Linked DNA regions of Homo sapiens: region 1 is linked to region 2. A link is a loop called in an ENCODE intact Hi-C map of the cell type or tissue named here. Cell type or tissue: heart right ventricle. All regions are shown on one strand. Each heading gives the region's core, and the rest is flanking DNA. Links, peaks and the distances in the headings are about the cores only.

The links. Hi-C counts contacts between places; a loop is a spot of excess contacts. Peaks named below come from ENCODE experiments on the same cell type or tissue, not always from the same donor. Only the 100,000 strongest peaks of a DNase experiment are listed, where the experiment ranks them.
Region 1: a loop joins it to region 2, with 3 times the contacts of the local background. A loop is called at or near these places in 29 of 110 quality-filtered maps.

Annotation. Positions count from the first base shown.
Region 1 is chr5:64,213,297-64,217,633 of GRCh38, forward strand. RNF180 (ring finger protein 180) reads left to right here. Exons shown (of 8, transcript NM_001113561.2): 4 at 262-1,221; 5 at 4,065-4,100. Among named protein-coding and RNA genes, the nearest start is that of RNF180, 50 kb to the left of the region's middle. In heart right ventricle, for the core only: no CTCF peak of the experiment used is centred there; no DNase peak of the experiment used is centred there; H3K27ac peaks cover 411 bases.
Region 2 is chr5:64,072,122-64,076,458 of GRCh38, forward strand. No RefSeq gene overlaps it. Among named protein-coding and RNA genes, the nearest start is that of RNF180, 92 kb to the right of the region's middle. In heart right ventricle, for the core only: a CTCF peak has its summit at 2,598 (motif pointing right); no DNase peak of the experiment used is centred there.

The DNA.
Region 1 (4,337 bases), core at 126-4,125, 140 kb after region 2:
CTCTCATTTAGAATTCTTAGGAATATTGTTTGGATGGGCATGATTTGCAATATGTTATCATTCTAGAACTTTGGCGCTGCTTATCTTTATTTCTTGGAAGGCTTGTTTTATTTGCTGTTCAGTCTACTAATCAGAAAACAGAAAGCTAGCCTTTTCTGTGGCATAGAAAACTTTCATGTGGCTGGCTTTAAAGAAAAAAAAATTTCTCTTCAGTTACTTTATAATGAAAGCACTGTCTTTATTCTTCTTTATTACCTGTAGGCCCAGTGGACAGTTGGAAAACTGAATTGTCCTTTCTGTGGGGCCCGTTTAGGGGGCTTTAATTTTGTCAGCACTCCAAAATGTTCCTGTGGCCAGCTTGCAGCTGTACATCTCTCCAAGAGCCGGACTGATTATCAGCCAACACAGGCAGGCAGACTAATGAGACCATCAGTGAAATACTTGTCACATCCTAGAGTTCAGTCAGGTTGTGACAAGGAAGCTCTGCTGACAGGTGGTGGCTCTGAAAACAGAAATCACAGGCTTTTAAACATGGCCCGAAATAATAATGACCCTGGAAGATTAACAGAAGCACTCTGCCTGGAGGTGCGACCAACATATTTTGAGATGAAGAACGAAAAACTGCTGTCCAAAGCATCAGAACCAAAATACCAGCTTTTTGTTCCCCAGCTTGTGACTGGCAGATGCGCTACAAGAGCTTTTCATAGAAAATCACATAGTTTGGATCTGAACATCAGTGAGAAACTGACTTTATTACCCACTTTATATGAAATACATAGTAAGACTACTGCCTATTCCAGACTAAATGAAACACAGCCTATTGACCTTTCAGGCTTGCCTTTACAATCTAGTAAAAATAGCTATTCCTTTCAGAATCCATCCAGTTTTGATCCTAGTATGCTGCTGCAAAGATTTTCAGTGGCCCCCCATGAGACCCAGACACAAAGAGGAGGAGAATTTCAGTGTGGTCTAGAAGCTGCTTCAGTGTATTCTGACCATACTAATACTAACAATCTGACTTTCCTGATGGACCTGCCCTCAGCTGGCAGGAGCATGCCGGAGGCCTCAGACCAGGAAGAGCACCTCTCCCCTCTGGACTTCCTGCACTCAGCCAATTTTTCATTGGGCAGCATTAATCAGAGGCTTAATAAGAGAGAAAGGAGCAAGTTGAAGAATCTAAGAAGGAAACAACGAAGGCGTGAAAGATGGCTACAGAAGCAGGTAATATTTTTCAAAAGAGTTTACTAAAAATCTGTATTATAAATACTGGAGTTTGGGGAGTGGAGCTAACTTTCAACATCTGTATAATAAAAACTTGGTTTTAGTAATTCTGGAAATGCTATTTCTCTCTGAGTGCACTCAGTAATCATGCAGCCATATTATAATTGGCATGTATAACCCAGTCTCTATGCTTCATGCATGTTTAGAAAAAACCTCTTTTGTGCAATTTTTCGCAATTCTAATATTTTAGAGGGATATTAATCTCTAATTAACACTGGATTGTTTTTTACTATATTTTAAATGTATGACATATTAGGATTGTTTTGCAGCGGTTTTATTTTGGGTTGAAAAAATGTTTTTTTTAAATTTTGGGTTGAAAAAATGTTTCAGTAAATTCAATCAGGTGACAAAGTCATTCACTTTTCATCACATTTATAATAGCTTAAGTGGGTATTTCAAGAAGCCTTAATCATGGGCTCACACGATCTAGTTATGATTAACTGTGCTAAATTGTGAAAATTATCTAAAGGGTAATTTACCCTTATTGTAATTTCGTAGGAGACTATGCTTCTCTATGATTTGATCTACTTCAGTACCCATAGTAATATGCTCCAGAGTAGGATGTGCGAAGGAACTGAACAGTAAATGTTAGGTGCTGTGGAAAGAAAGCAATTAAAGCCAATGGATGAGATGCTCATGAACATTTGAAAGTTCGAACCAATATGTTTCTGAATAAACTTTTTTTTTTGCAAATTGACTTTATTATCTACTTATTCATAATAGTGTCCTTATTAATCAGTGTGTTGTAAACAGAACTAAAATACAGAAAGCTGCAACTTGATATATTAGTTTTTTCTTTTAAAAATAGTTAAGTGAACTCATTATGGCTTATTCTAGTTTTGACTCAATGAAATAAAACTACTGCATTGAATGCTTCAGATTGAGTGTTTTTGTCATCTTTCAGTTACATAGTATAATTATTTCTATAGGTAATTTTTTATTATATTTTTGGTTGCTAAAACGCATTTCAGTTTGGTTTGTTTACAAGTGATAGTATAATGTGACATCAAAGTATATATTACAGAATGTAAAAAATGAATGTGTTTTAGCATCATTATAACATACTTCATAGTTTAACTTAAACTGTAAAATTCAAAATTTTCATTGAGACTCGAGCTATACATAGGTAAATTGGAAGTGATCATATGTTAAGTGAATATTCAGAAAGAATATTTTCAAAATGATTAATGTAATGTGGAGGGCTCTAAAATCTGTAGCAAATAGAAATGAAAAAGAAGTATGAAAATTATACTTTGTACTGTAAATATATGCAGATAACATCTGCAATTTAAAAATGTGTTTAATTCTTAGGCTAGGTAGTTTTGAAAACCTCAGCTACATGATTGATCATTTTCCATCATAGGAATACTCTTATACACAGTTTAGAGCAAAGCAAGTACAAAGTTAATGTGTTTTTTTTTTGTATAGATGAAGTTATTTGTATTCATTCACATACATATGATATAGCTTAATTGATCAGAATTAATGAGTCTTAGACCTGTTGTCACAGGTCAGTGTAGGGAGTGACATGGCAGGATCCTACAGAGTTTGATTGGTAGCACAGAAGCTACAGGCAAACAAATACCCAGTGTTTATTTAGCACAGTAAATTTTAAAGTGTATGGCAGCACAGAAATTTTGTGTTAGTGATATAAGTATACATCGCAGTTAGAACCAGAATAATTACAATTTTTAAGTCTGTTTTGCTAATTCAAGCAAAAAGACAAATCCTAGAAAGAGTAAATATCTGAGATAAATTAATGGCATAGCTGTGCAGTTCATTCCATATTTAATAAAGATTATGTAAACACTTACTAAAGCTTGTTTGTGATACTGTGTCTTTGAGTAATGACTTCAGTACAGATCAATCTTGCCCTTTTTAAAATGAGGATAAACATACAATATGTAAAGTAAAAGTTACTATTATTAATGATAGTTTTTTAAAAATTTAAAATAATTGGTTGATATATCTGGATTTCCAACTTTCACTTGAAGTTTTTAATAAATGTTTGTAAGCTAGACATCTTTCAGTAATCTATGCCATGACAGAAAGTATTAATGACAGTACAGAAAGTTATTTAAATATTTGAATCTTAGGGATGTAAATGAGATTGATATTAAAGCAGACATTACAGCCAGTTTTCAGGGTTTTTGTTTAGCAAAAGTTAATTGAGCATCTACTTTGGGGAAAGACGTAGCACTGAGCCACATTTAACCAGCAAACCTCTTTTTTATCCAGCATAGTCCTTTTGTTTTTCATTTTTATTTTTTAAATTATCATGCAATAAAATTATTCTCTACATACAGCTTTATGACTTACACACATGTAAAGGTTTATATAATGACCAACACAATGGACATACAGAACATTTTGATCACTCTCAAAACTCTCTTGTGCTATATACCTTTATAATCACATGCTCATCCCGTCCCTAATCCCTGAAAACCACTGATGTGTTCTCCATTATTTTAGTTTTGTCTTTTTGATAATGTTGTAAAATATTAATATACTGTTAAAATATAGAATCCTATAGTATACAACCTTGAGACTGGCCTCTTTTACTCAGTAAAATTGCCTATAGATTCATGCAAGTTGTTTGCATATATTTATAGTTTGTTCTTTTTTATTGCTCAGTAGTATTCCATTGTATGAATGATCCACAGTTTATCCATTCAGCTGCTGAAGGACAAGTGGATTGTTTTAGGTTTTGCAAATTATGAATAGAACTTTTACAGACATTCATGTGCTTATTTTTGTGTGAACCTAATTTTTTATTTCTCTAGGGTAAATACTCAGGAGTGGGATTGCTGGATCATATGGTAAGTATATATTTACTTATATGAGAAATTGTCAAATTGTTTTCCAGAATGGCTGTACCATTTTGCATTCCAAGCAGCAAAGACTTCCATTTTCTGTGCGTCCTTGAAAGCAAGCACTGGTATTCTCAGTGTTTTAAAATTTTAGTCATTCAAATACATAGACAGTTGTATCACATCATGACTTTAATTTGCTTTTCCTTAAGGATGCTGAACATATGTGCTTATTTTACATTTGTA
Region 2 (4,337 bases), core at 165-4,164:
ATTGATTTAGGATGCTTACAACCTAGTGGAGAACACAGTGCTATGGCAGGGATAAGAATAGTAGGAGATGGGAGAATGGCCACAGCAGAGGGTTGAAGTGAAAATTTTTAGGGAAGATTTCCTCTAAAGAAAGTAACATCTAGGCTGAAACTCAAAAAAAAAAAAAAAAAATAGAGACAAGCAAGTGAATGGGGACGCATTGAAGGGAAGTGTATTCTAAGTGCAGGGGTCAACATGTGCAACTACTAAATGATAGTTTAGCTACTAGAGGTTACAGTGCATAGCCCACTACAGGAATGTCATTTCACAGTGGTGAGAACACAGAGTGTGCTGGAAGACATAGTGAGTTAAGGCTGAAAATTAATTGCAACTTTGTAAACTGTGTTAAAGATTTTAGACTTTATCCTGAGGGTGGCAGAGGGAACAAACCTGAGAAAAGTAATCCAGGCAAAAAAGGTTGGTGCTGGAACTAGGAAGTAACAGCAAGGACAGAAAATACTGAGTAGATGAAAATAGGGTTGGAAAATAGAATTGGTTTGATAATTGAATGGGAGAGTGTGGAAAAGGGAAGGATGAAGGTCAGCTTTTTGGCTAGGGCATCAGGATGAATACTGAAGCCATTTCCAGGAAAGATGTATAAAGTATGAGGGCTGGAGGATGAGGTCAGACATCCCTGAAAAACAATCGAACATCTGGCAGAGAAGGAGACTTAAAAGACATGAAGAAGAGAGTGCCGGAGAGAAAAGAGGAAACCCAGAAAGATATTGCACTTGAAAACTGGAGACACAATGTTCCAGGAAAAAGTGAATGGTCCACAGTATAGATTGTTTTCAAAAGGTCCATTAAATAAGAATTGAGCATGTTTATTGGATTTAGCAAGAAAATGTTGGCTAGTCACCCTAGCAAGAGCAGTTTTAATGGAGTAGTAGGAATAGAAATCAGATTGTTGTGGGCTGAATAGTGAAAAGGAGGGGAAACCAAGAAACAGAAGCTTCAGTTTTAGCAAAGAGGAAAAGCAGCTAGGTTCTGATTGCAAGAGGCTAAGTAAGTTTGTAGATTGCTGGTAGATCAAGTTTGGTGGCTCCCTTTACATGGGGGGAAACCAAGTTACAGAGAAATGATAGCAAATGTTTATCTCTAAAGAGGTATATCAGTTATCATGTTGCATTGAAATTTTAGTACTTCCTTTATACTTTTTTGCATTTCATGTTATTGTATTTTTATAAATTTAAGGAGTACAGGTGCCATTTTGTTACGTGGATATATTACATGGGGTAAAGTCTGGGCTTTTAGTGTAACCATCACCTGAATAATTCATATTGTAGCCATTAAGTAATTTCTCATCTCTCAGGCCCCTCCCACCCTTCCTCCCTTCATGTCCAATGTGTATTATTCCACAGTCTATGTCCATGTATACACATTATTTAGCTCCCACTTATAAGTGAGAACACGTGGTATTTAACTTTCGGTGTCTGAGTTGTTTCACTTAATATAATGGCCTCCAGTTCCATGTACGTTGCTGCAAAAGATATGATTTTATTCTTTTTTTATGACTGAATAGTATTCCATTGTTGATATCTGCCACATTTTAAATTCAATCATCCATTGATGGACACTCAAGTTGATTGCATATCTTTGCTATTATGAATAGTGCTGCAATAAACATACAAGTACAGGTATCTTTTTGATATAATGGTTTCTTTTCCTTTAGGTAGATACCCAGTAGTGGGATTGCTAGATAGAATGCTAGTTCTATTTTTAGTTCTTTGAGAAACCCCCCTACTGTTTTCCATAGAGGTTGTACTAGTTGACATTCCCACCAACAGTGTGTAAGCATTCCCTTTTCTCTGCATCCTTGCCAACATCTGTTAATTTTTTGTCTTTTAAATATGTGCTTCCTTTATGTTGTAAAAATATTATTGTATGGACCAATGAGTCAGTCAAGGTTATGTATTAAGTATATTTTTTGAAGTATATACTTTCCTTTCAAAGAATTTGAATTCCAAGGAAGGAAAAAAGACAAAATGTTCCACACCCAAAAGTGACAGAAGCAGGTCTCCAAATTGTACAGGGAAGGTTATAAGATACTAAACAGTGCCTAAAATGAAATGAAGGCTATCAGGTTCTATAAATGTCTGGTGTGTGTTATCCGAAATCAAGTAGGAATAGTCTACAATTCAAACTAATAATAAAAACACATGCCAGGTGCAGTGGCTCACGCCTATAATCCCAGCTGTTTGAGAGGCCTAAGTAGGAGGATCTCTTGAGCCCAGGAGTGTGAGAACTGCCTTGGCAACATAGATCTCATCTCTACAAAAAAAAAAAAAAAAATATATATATATATATATATATATATATATATATATATATATATATATATATAGCTGAGCTTGGTGGTGTGTGCCTATGGTCCCACATACTTAGGAGGCTGAGATGGGAGGACTGCTTGAGCCCAGGAGGTCAAGGCTGCAGTGACCCTGGGTGACAGAGTAAGACCCTGTCTCAAAATAATAATAATAACAATAACAACAACAATAATAAACCTGATATGGTGTTTCCTGCTTTCAAAGGCTTTTGGGGGCAATCTCCTAAAGTACCAGCAGGTGGGGATATTACAAAAGAGGACGGCAATCACAACAGTGACTTGTTGTCATCACCAACATACAGGAATGAGATGTTAACAGATCAGCAATGGTGGTACCTCCTAAGCATACCTCCAAGTACGCTCCAGGAAATATGACCTTCCTCACTATCCCTAAGAAAAGAGGTTTCCTTTTCTTTGAAATATGTGATACAGTGATTGAGTTGAGTGAAACAATTATTAGTGTGTTTTGGTTTCCCTCATCTCAAATTTTGGAAATGTGGTTACATCATTTTTATAATTAATAATATATGTATAAATTAAGAGGATACAAATGCAATCAGTTACCCCCAAACACACTGTACTTCCAGAGATTAGTTTTAAAATAAAATATGTATTGGCTGGGCTTGGTGGCTCACGCCTGTAATCCCAGCACTTTGGGAAGCTGAGGCGGGCAGATCACTTGAGGCCAGGAGTTCGAGACCAGCCTGGCCAACATAGTGAGACCCTGTCTCTACTAAAAATACAAAAAATTAGCTGAGCATGGTGATGCATGCCTGAAATCCCAGCTATTCAGGAGGCTGAGGCAGGATAATTGCTTGAACCCAGGAGGTGGATGTTGCAGTGAGCCAAGATCATGCCACTGCACTCCAGCCTGGGCGACAGAGCAAGACCCTGTCTCAAATATATATATATCAATATAAATATTTTATTAAATATATATCTTATCAAATATATATATCTTATCAAATATATATATATATACACACACACACATATATATATTTTTTAAGGTAAATTCTGGTGTTTCCAATCTGTGGGATTAGAATTGTTCATAGATGTATGGCATCTATAACAACAAACTTCTACAGGGATGTTTAGGAGGGATTTTTTGTTTAATTTTGTTTTGTTAGTTGTTTGTTGCCTTGCCTAATAGTTCCTATATAATTTCATGTTAAATATAATTGCACTTGGCTGTCTAAGAGTTTGACGGGCTGATTTATAAACATAATTTCATTGGTTTGTTGATTGGTTGGATGGGTGGGTGTTTAGGGGCTTATAGATTGATATTTTTCTGAAATCAGTTTCTGGGTTTACAAGTAATATTTTGAATGTGCCAATTTTGTGTAACATTTTGAGGGAAGGATTTCTGGAACTACCCTAATTTAATGATAAATAGGCCTAGTAAATTATTGCCTGAAATTATTTTGTGTATGAAAAGGCAACTACCAGCAAAAGCATTCTAAAGACAAAAAAAAAAAACTAAGACTTTTTAGTGAATATAAACATGTACACATACATTTTGTAAAATCAAATTTATTTTATGGATTAACTTTCTACTGTCCCCCTTTATTTTAAGGGCACAATAATCATCTCCTGTTTAATACTTCTAAACCTGATTTTCTTAAGAATTGGCTCTTTCTCATCTTATAGACCTCAGGCCTTCTCATTAGGAGATTGCACAGAAAATGTAATCCTAGGAAAAGTAAAAAGACAGAGGATTTCATTCAACCATTGGGGTCTATTAAGAAATAAGTTTTTTTTTGGGAGGCCGAGGCAGGCGGATCTTGAGGTCAGGAGTTCAAGGCCAGCCTGGCCAACATAGTAAAACCCTGTCTCTACTGAAAATACAAAAAAAATTAGCCGGGCATGGTGGCAGGTGCCTGTAATCCCAGCTACTCAGGAGGCTGAGGCAGGAGAATTGCTTGAACCAGGAGGCGGAGGTTGCAGTGAGTGGAGATCGTGCTACTGCGCT